Regions from separate parts of the Homo sapiens genome. Here region 1 is linked to region 2. The links are chromatin contacts, found by Hi-C or POLR2A ChIA-PET in ENCODE. All regions are on one chromosome and are shown on one strand. Each heading gives the region's core, a stretch centred on a gene start or an enhancer-like site at or near the end of the contact. The rest is flanking DNA. Distances are from core to core; before and after follow the strand shown.

Region 1 (2,896 bases), core at 1-2,500, 140 kb before region 2:
TGTTCTTCACTGCTTCAGTCCCCATGACCACTCTATCCCCCGTGGCCCCAGCTGCCACTCACCGATGATGATACCGCAGGTGAGCAGGGCATAGAAGGAGGTGGTCTGCTTGAGCAGCAGGTAGGAGAGCAGCACGTTGAAGACGGTGGTGAGTGAGCGGCCCACATTGTAGAAGGCCACACCGACGTACTTGAGGCAGAGGTTATTGAAGGTGATCATGCCGATGAAGACCACCGACAGGGGCAGGACGCTGCGGGCCACCCTGAGGTCCAGGCGCAAGCTGGGGAAGTCCACGGCACCAGGGCAGCAGGCGGCCAGAGCGCTGAGGCCTTTGCACAGCAGCGTGGTCACCAGGCACTGGTAGAAGGTGACGAAGATGGGGGTGTCCAGCCGCAGGGAGGGGCTGTCCAGCAGGTACTTATTAAGGAACACCATGGAGATGGAGGTGACCCAGTAGAGGGAGACCACCAGCGCGATCTGCAATGCCCGCAGCAGAAAGGGCTTCTCCCCGTTGGCCTCTGCCTCTGCAGAGGGGTCTGAGGCCCCGGTCAGCGCCATGTGCAGGATCCTGGACCGCTTCAGAGGGGCCCTATTCATGGTAGCAGAGGAGCTGGGTCACCCCGCGGCCAGAACTCTGATTCCCTGGAGTCCAGGGCAGTGAGCTCACTTGTGCTCTCCGCAAGGAAGCCGCAGCCCTCCATTGTCACATGTGGGCTGGCCTAAAGGCCTCCCCATTGTCCTCATGGATTGAGAAGTTCTGCTTTGGGGTGAGCCCAGTTGTGCTGCTCCACAACCTACTCCCACCCCGAGGGGGCTCTGAGACAAGACACAGGGCAAGGGAGAGGAATAGGATAAGGCGGTGAGGCCAGGACAGAGAAGACCTGTGAGGGGAGAAGAGGCTGGGGCCTAACAGGGAGGGGTCGCAGAGAGAAGGGAGGGGAGAGGAATGGCAGGGCGGGGCAGGAGTAGGTACGCGGGGCGAAGGTGCAGGAAAAGGACGCGTGGCAGAGTGGGAAGAGGTGCCGAGAGGGCGTCATGGGCGGCTGTGGGAGGGAGGGGCGGGCAGGGGGAGGGAGGCGTACAGGGAGCTGCCGGAGGCCGGGCGCGGCTGGAGGGAGGGCTGCGGAAGGGTCAGAGGGGCTCGGGGCTTGGGGCTGAAGGACGCGGGAGGGGGCTGGGCCGGCGCCCACGTCTCGCTGCCTTCCCGGGCTCTGTCGCCGGCTCAGCCCAGGAGCCTCCGGACATCCGAGGCCGACTCCCCGGGAGGCGGGCCCTGGACTCACTTCCTGACACGCCCCCACGTGGCCTTAAAGGGCCCGCACGCCCCGCCTTGCCCTTAAAGCGACAGCCCCAGAGAGGCGGAGTTCGCCAGTCCCCAGCCCCGCCCCTGCGCTCCGCTGCCCGCTGCTGGCGGGGGACCTCGGCAGCCACAGGTTTTTCTGGGTGCTTGAGCCTCGCCCTGCTTCCTGGAAGGGCTCCATCAACCTCGCCTGCCCACCCTCAGCTCCGTCCGCCCCGGAGCCTCCGTCCCCCGACTTGGCTAGGCTTGGCTCGCAGGTCCACTTCCCGGAACCCCGACCCAGGACCCGGGCGGCGCTACATCAGCCTGGACCCCTCCACCTCCGGAGACTCGCGTTGCAGCCCCGCGTCCCTCTGCCAATCCGAGCTCACTCTTCCATAACAATGTTGTGGTCCCCTCCTTTCCCCCCATTTTCACCGCCCCCAGGCCCTCTCCCAAGCCCGAGACCCCCGGCAGCGCTCCCCGAGGCCGGAGGCCACGCCGCCTCTCTCGGACTTCAGTTTGTCCTCCCTGTGCTCCTGTCGAGGTCCTCTGGGCGGCCCGGATCCGAGATTCCAAAGGCTCAAGACAGCATCTCTTACCCCTTCCAGAAAATACTGTTTCCCCGGCCGGTCCAGCCGCATCAGCTCCCGCGTCCCTGCCTGTGTCCCCGGGCCGCGAAGGCGACCTGGCGCTCACCTCCTCCGGTGCACTGGGCGCCCGCCCCGCGACCCCGTGCTGCATCTGCAGCGCCGCACCCTGGGCCGCGCCCGCGGGATCGACTTCCTGCTTTCCGCCCCGGGCCCGGGCACCTTGCCAGCCTCGCCGGCCTGTTCGCGGCATGGGCCCCGGGGGTGCCGGCGGAGAGGCGGTGATCCGGACGGTCGTGGGAGGAGGCCCTCTCCTCTTTCCAAGGCTACTCCTGTCCCTGGTACCCCCGCCCGCCCGGGACCCGGCTTCAGTTACCGCAGCTGGCACGTCCCGGGACTTGGCTGTATCCCTGGCCCGCCGCGCTACCGGCTTGCACTTCCAGAAGTGCGTGCGGGGACCGCTCGGATTCTTCCAGCTGGCAGTGAGGGGGAGGGTTCCCCGCCCCTTCCAGGGCCGGGGCCTGGGAAGTCTAGCCTGTGGTCTGCCACTCACCAGGCAGCCGGGGAGACCAGGAGGATCGACTTCTCTTGGTTCGCGCTCTAGCACCTGCGTTGGGCAGGCCACTTTCTCCGACGGCCTGAGTTATCTTCATGGTAAAACTAAGGGGCTAGGCTTGACCTGTGGGTCCCAACCTTCTTGCCCAGAACTCTAGGTGGTATGGTCGAACATAGATGTTTGTAATATTTCAAGCACCATTTAATTAGTGCCATTTAATTAACGGGTAAGATGATGTCATGGCTGGGATTTGTTTTAAAATACTAAGAATACTTACCAAAAATATTTTTTATTTTTATTTATTTATTCTTTTTGGGACGGAGTCTCGCTCCGTCGCCCAGGCTGGAGTGCAGTGGTGCTATTTCAGCTCACTGCAACCTCCGTCTCCCGGGTTCAAGCGATTCTCCTGCCTCAGCCTCCCGAATAGCTGGAATTACAGGCGTCCACCACCACGCCCGGTTATTTTTTGTA
Region 2 (2,878 bases), core at 112-2,611:
CAGGGTGAGGATCAGTACCTCTGTCTTCTGGATGAGGAAACTGAGCCGCAGAGAGGCTGATCACTCACACAAAGTCACCCAGCAAACACACAGCAGGTTCCTCTGACCCAGGAAACTGCTGTGCTAACCATTCTGCTGTGCTTCACTGTGTGGGATGGAGGCAGCAGCTGCTTGCCCATACATCGGGGACGAGGCTTTCCCAGAATGCCTGGAGTTTTCAAGCCATCCACTGCTCTCTGCGCCCCAGTCCAGGAGTGATGGAGAGCTATAGTCGGGAATCAGAGATTCCAGGTGGAGATGAAGGCTGACTGTTCCTCTGCTTCAGAAATAACCATTTGGTCAGAACTGAGGAGCATCAGAGGTTCAGCCAGACAAAGCACCTTCCTAGTCTCCAGATGAGGAAACAGGCCACTGGGGTGGGCAGCCTCAGTCATGTCAGATGTGGTGGCAGAGCTGGGACTCCTGGCCGTCCTCTCCAGCCCAGGGGCCACTGATCACATGATATTGCTCTGCTCATGCACCCTGCTTCTCCTCCACTCCACTCTGAGAGGTTCATCAACCAGTCCCTGGTGCCCATGAAGGCCAGGCCTGTGGAAGATGCTCAGTCAATATTTGTGCAGAGGATACAGGCCCAAGGTGCTCGGCTGGCCAGCTCTGTCCCCATCCCTCATCCATAAAAGCAGTGGTGGCTCCAGATTGCCACCTAGAAAGCCAGGGGCAGTCTGGTAGGAAGAAGGTGGGCAGTGTGGAGGAGCGGCCTAGAAGACGGTCAGCCAGCAAACCCACTCTAAGGTCCCATTAAGACACCCCCTGACCCTGCCCAAGAGGGACAACTGCAGCGGGGACAAATGATTCATCCCCACACTTGAGAAGCAGAGGGGCGGGGAAGGAGGAAAGGCTAGGGGTGTGTGTCAGGGTATTGCACACAGAGATGGTTGGCTTCAGTTCTGGGTTCTGAAGTCCCTCTGTGCCGCTGGCTGGGCAAGAGGTAAAGGACAGCTGGGCCAGGGGCCAGGCTGGGACTCCAGCAGGACTTCCGCGGCGAGGGGCGCTGGGGGGGCGAAAGGCTTTGGCGGCCCGGCCAGCAGCGCCCTCGGGGGTAAGGGGAAGGGAGGCTACGCGGAGAGGTGCCAGAGACAGCCGGTGCCCTTGCCCGCCGGCCGCCCGAAGTCCGGGTGGTGGGCGTGGCTGCCCCCGGCGGGTGGGTGGGGGCGGGCTCCGGAGCCTGGCTGCGGAGTGGGTGTCCAGGGCGCTCGCGGCTGGGGCGGCGCGGGGGGCGGGAAGGCGCGCGCCGAAGGGGTGGGGAGGAGAAGGGGCGGGCGGCTCGGGGGTGGAGCCGGGACCGCAGCGCCTGCCGCTCGCTCGGAGCTGTAGCCGCCGCTGCCGCCGCTGCTCTTGGCTCGGGGACGCGGGCGGGCGCTCCGAGAGGCTCTGGTGCCTGCGGCTGCTGCTCTCCTCCGGCGCCCGGGGCTGCGGCGCTCCGGGTCCCGGCCCCTGTCCCGGCATCTCTCGGGTCCCTGAGCCCCGGCCCCGGGTCCCGCGTCCGGCCGGAGAGAACGCACTCAGCTGCTCGAGCCGCCCCGGGCTCGCGCCCCCGGGCCATGAAGAGGGGCCCGTGAGGCGCGCGCGGAGTCGGAGGAAGAGGAGGGAGGAGGGAGGCCGAGGAGGAGGGCGCGGGAGGCGGAGGATGCCGCCGCGGCTGCTGCCGCCGCCGCCACCCGCGGGTCCCCGGCGACCCTGACTCCAGACCCGAGGATGGAGCCGGCGCTGGGCGCTGCAGCTGCTCCCGGCGCGTCCCCGACCAGGTATTGGCCGGGCCCCGCGGGCTCCGGGGCGGGCGGGAGCGGACACTCCGCCGCAGCAGCCGGGAGGGGCGCGGGCGCGGTGGGAGACGCCCCTCCGCTCGGGGACAGCAGCTACCGGCGGTGAGCGGAGGGGTGGCGGCGGCGAGGAACGGCGGCGTGTTGGGCGCAGGAAGGGGCTGCCGGGGCTGGTGGCCGGTGAGCGCCGCGATCACCTCAGCCCTCCCTGCCCCCATTCGAGGAGGGCAGCAAACTTGAGACGCGCGGTGGCCCCCGAGGCGCTTGGCTCCCCTCCGCTGCGGAGCGCACTCAGGGGCTGCTCCGGGCTCACCGTCCCACGACCCGCCTGGCTCGGGTCTGCGGAGGCGCCTTGAGACCCTGAGGTCCCCGCGCCCGCACCAACTTTCCAAACCCAGCTGCACCCGGAGGCGGGGGCGCCGCTCCCTGCTTCCTGCTCCCAGCCCTGGCCCGGCCTCCGCACCCAGACCGCTGCGATGAGCTGGGCCCCTGTGGGGCCGGAGCCGCCGGATGGTGCAGAGCCCACCACGGAAAGCCGGAACAACCCTCCCGCTCTTCTCTGGGTAGGACCCGGGGATCAGCCCCTCCCAGGCTCCAGGGACCCAGTGCTGGCTTTCGCGGTAACAGCCCAGAGTAACCCTAGCTGGGATGCTGGGCGTTAAAAGGCCAGGCTGCCTGAGGAAGGTAAGACCCGGGGGTCGTCCTGGAGTGGCACCTTGGCCTGATTTCAGGTGTGCCCCCTCCCCCACCCCGGGCCTGCCCTTTCACAGGACTGCCTTCCTCAGCTCTGGGGCCGGCTTCCTCTTGGTGGACTTAAAACTGCTCTTCGGCAGCGGACTCCCTAGGAAGGGCCACTCCTAGGGTCCAGGTGCCTGAAGACGGGCTTGGGCCGGCCATTGACAGGGAGCTGGAGGCTGGGGCAGGGGAGGTGGCTGTCCAGTCAAGGACAGAAATTCAGTCCAGCAACTTCTGGAGGGGTGGGAGGAGCTGGGGGCAGGCTTGGGCGCAGGAGTCAGGCACCCTGGCTGGGAGGAAGCTGCTTTGACCAGCACAGGGAC

What was found. A loop is a pair of places that touch in the nucleus more often than their neighbours do. ChIA-PET counts read pairs that join two places held with the same protein, here RNA polymerase II (POLR2A). Pooled maps may share reads with other maps.
Region 1: a loop to region 2 is called in a map of endothelial cell of umbilical vein, with 4 times the contacts of the local background. The contact joins the promoter of SLC35C1 here to the promoter of CHST1 in region 2. A Hi-C loop is called at or near these places in 1 of 168 maps with a recorded cell type or tissue (endothelial cell of umbilical vein) and 5 of 50 pooled maps. POLR2A ChIA-PET finds 5 or more read pairs at or near these places in 1 of 52 experiments (H1).

The regions. Positions count from the first base shown.
Region 1 is chr11:45,803,503-45,806,398 of GRCh38, reverse strand. It overlaps SLC35C1 (solute carrier family 35 member C1), which reads right to left and starts at 1,250. Exons shown (of 2, transcript NM_018389.5): 1 at 63-1,250. The coding sequence starts at 597. RefSeq lists silencers at 996-1,225, 1,956-2,125 and an enhancer at 2,296-2,455.
Region 2 is chr11:45,664,105-45,666,982 of GRCh38, reverse strand. CHST1 (carbohydrate sulfotransferase 1) reads left to right here and starts at 1,361. Exons shown (of 4, transcript NM_003654.6): 1 at 1,361-1,805.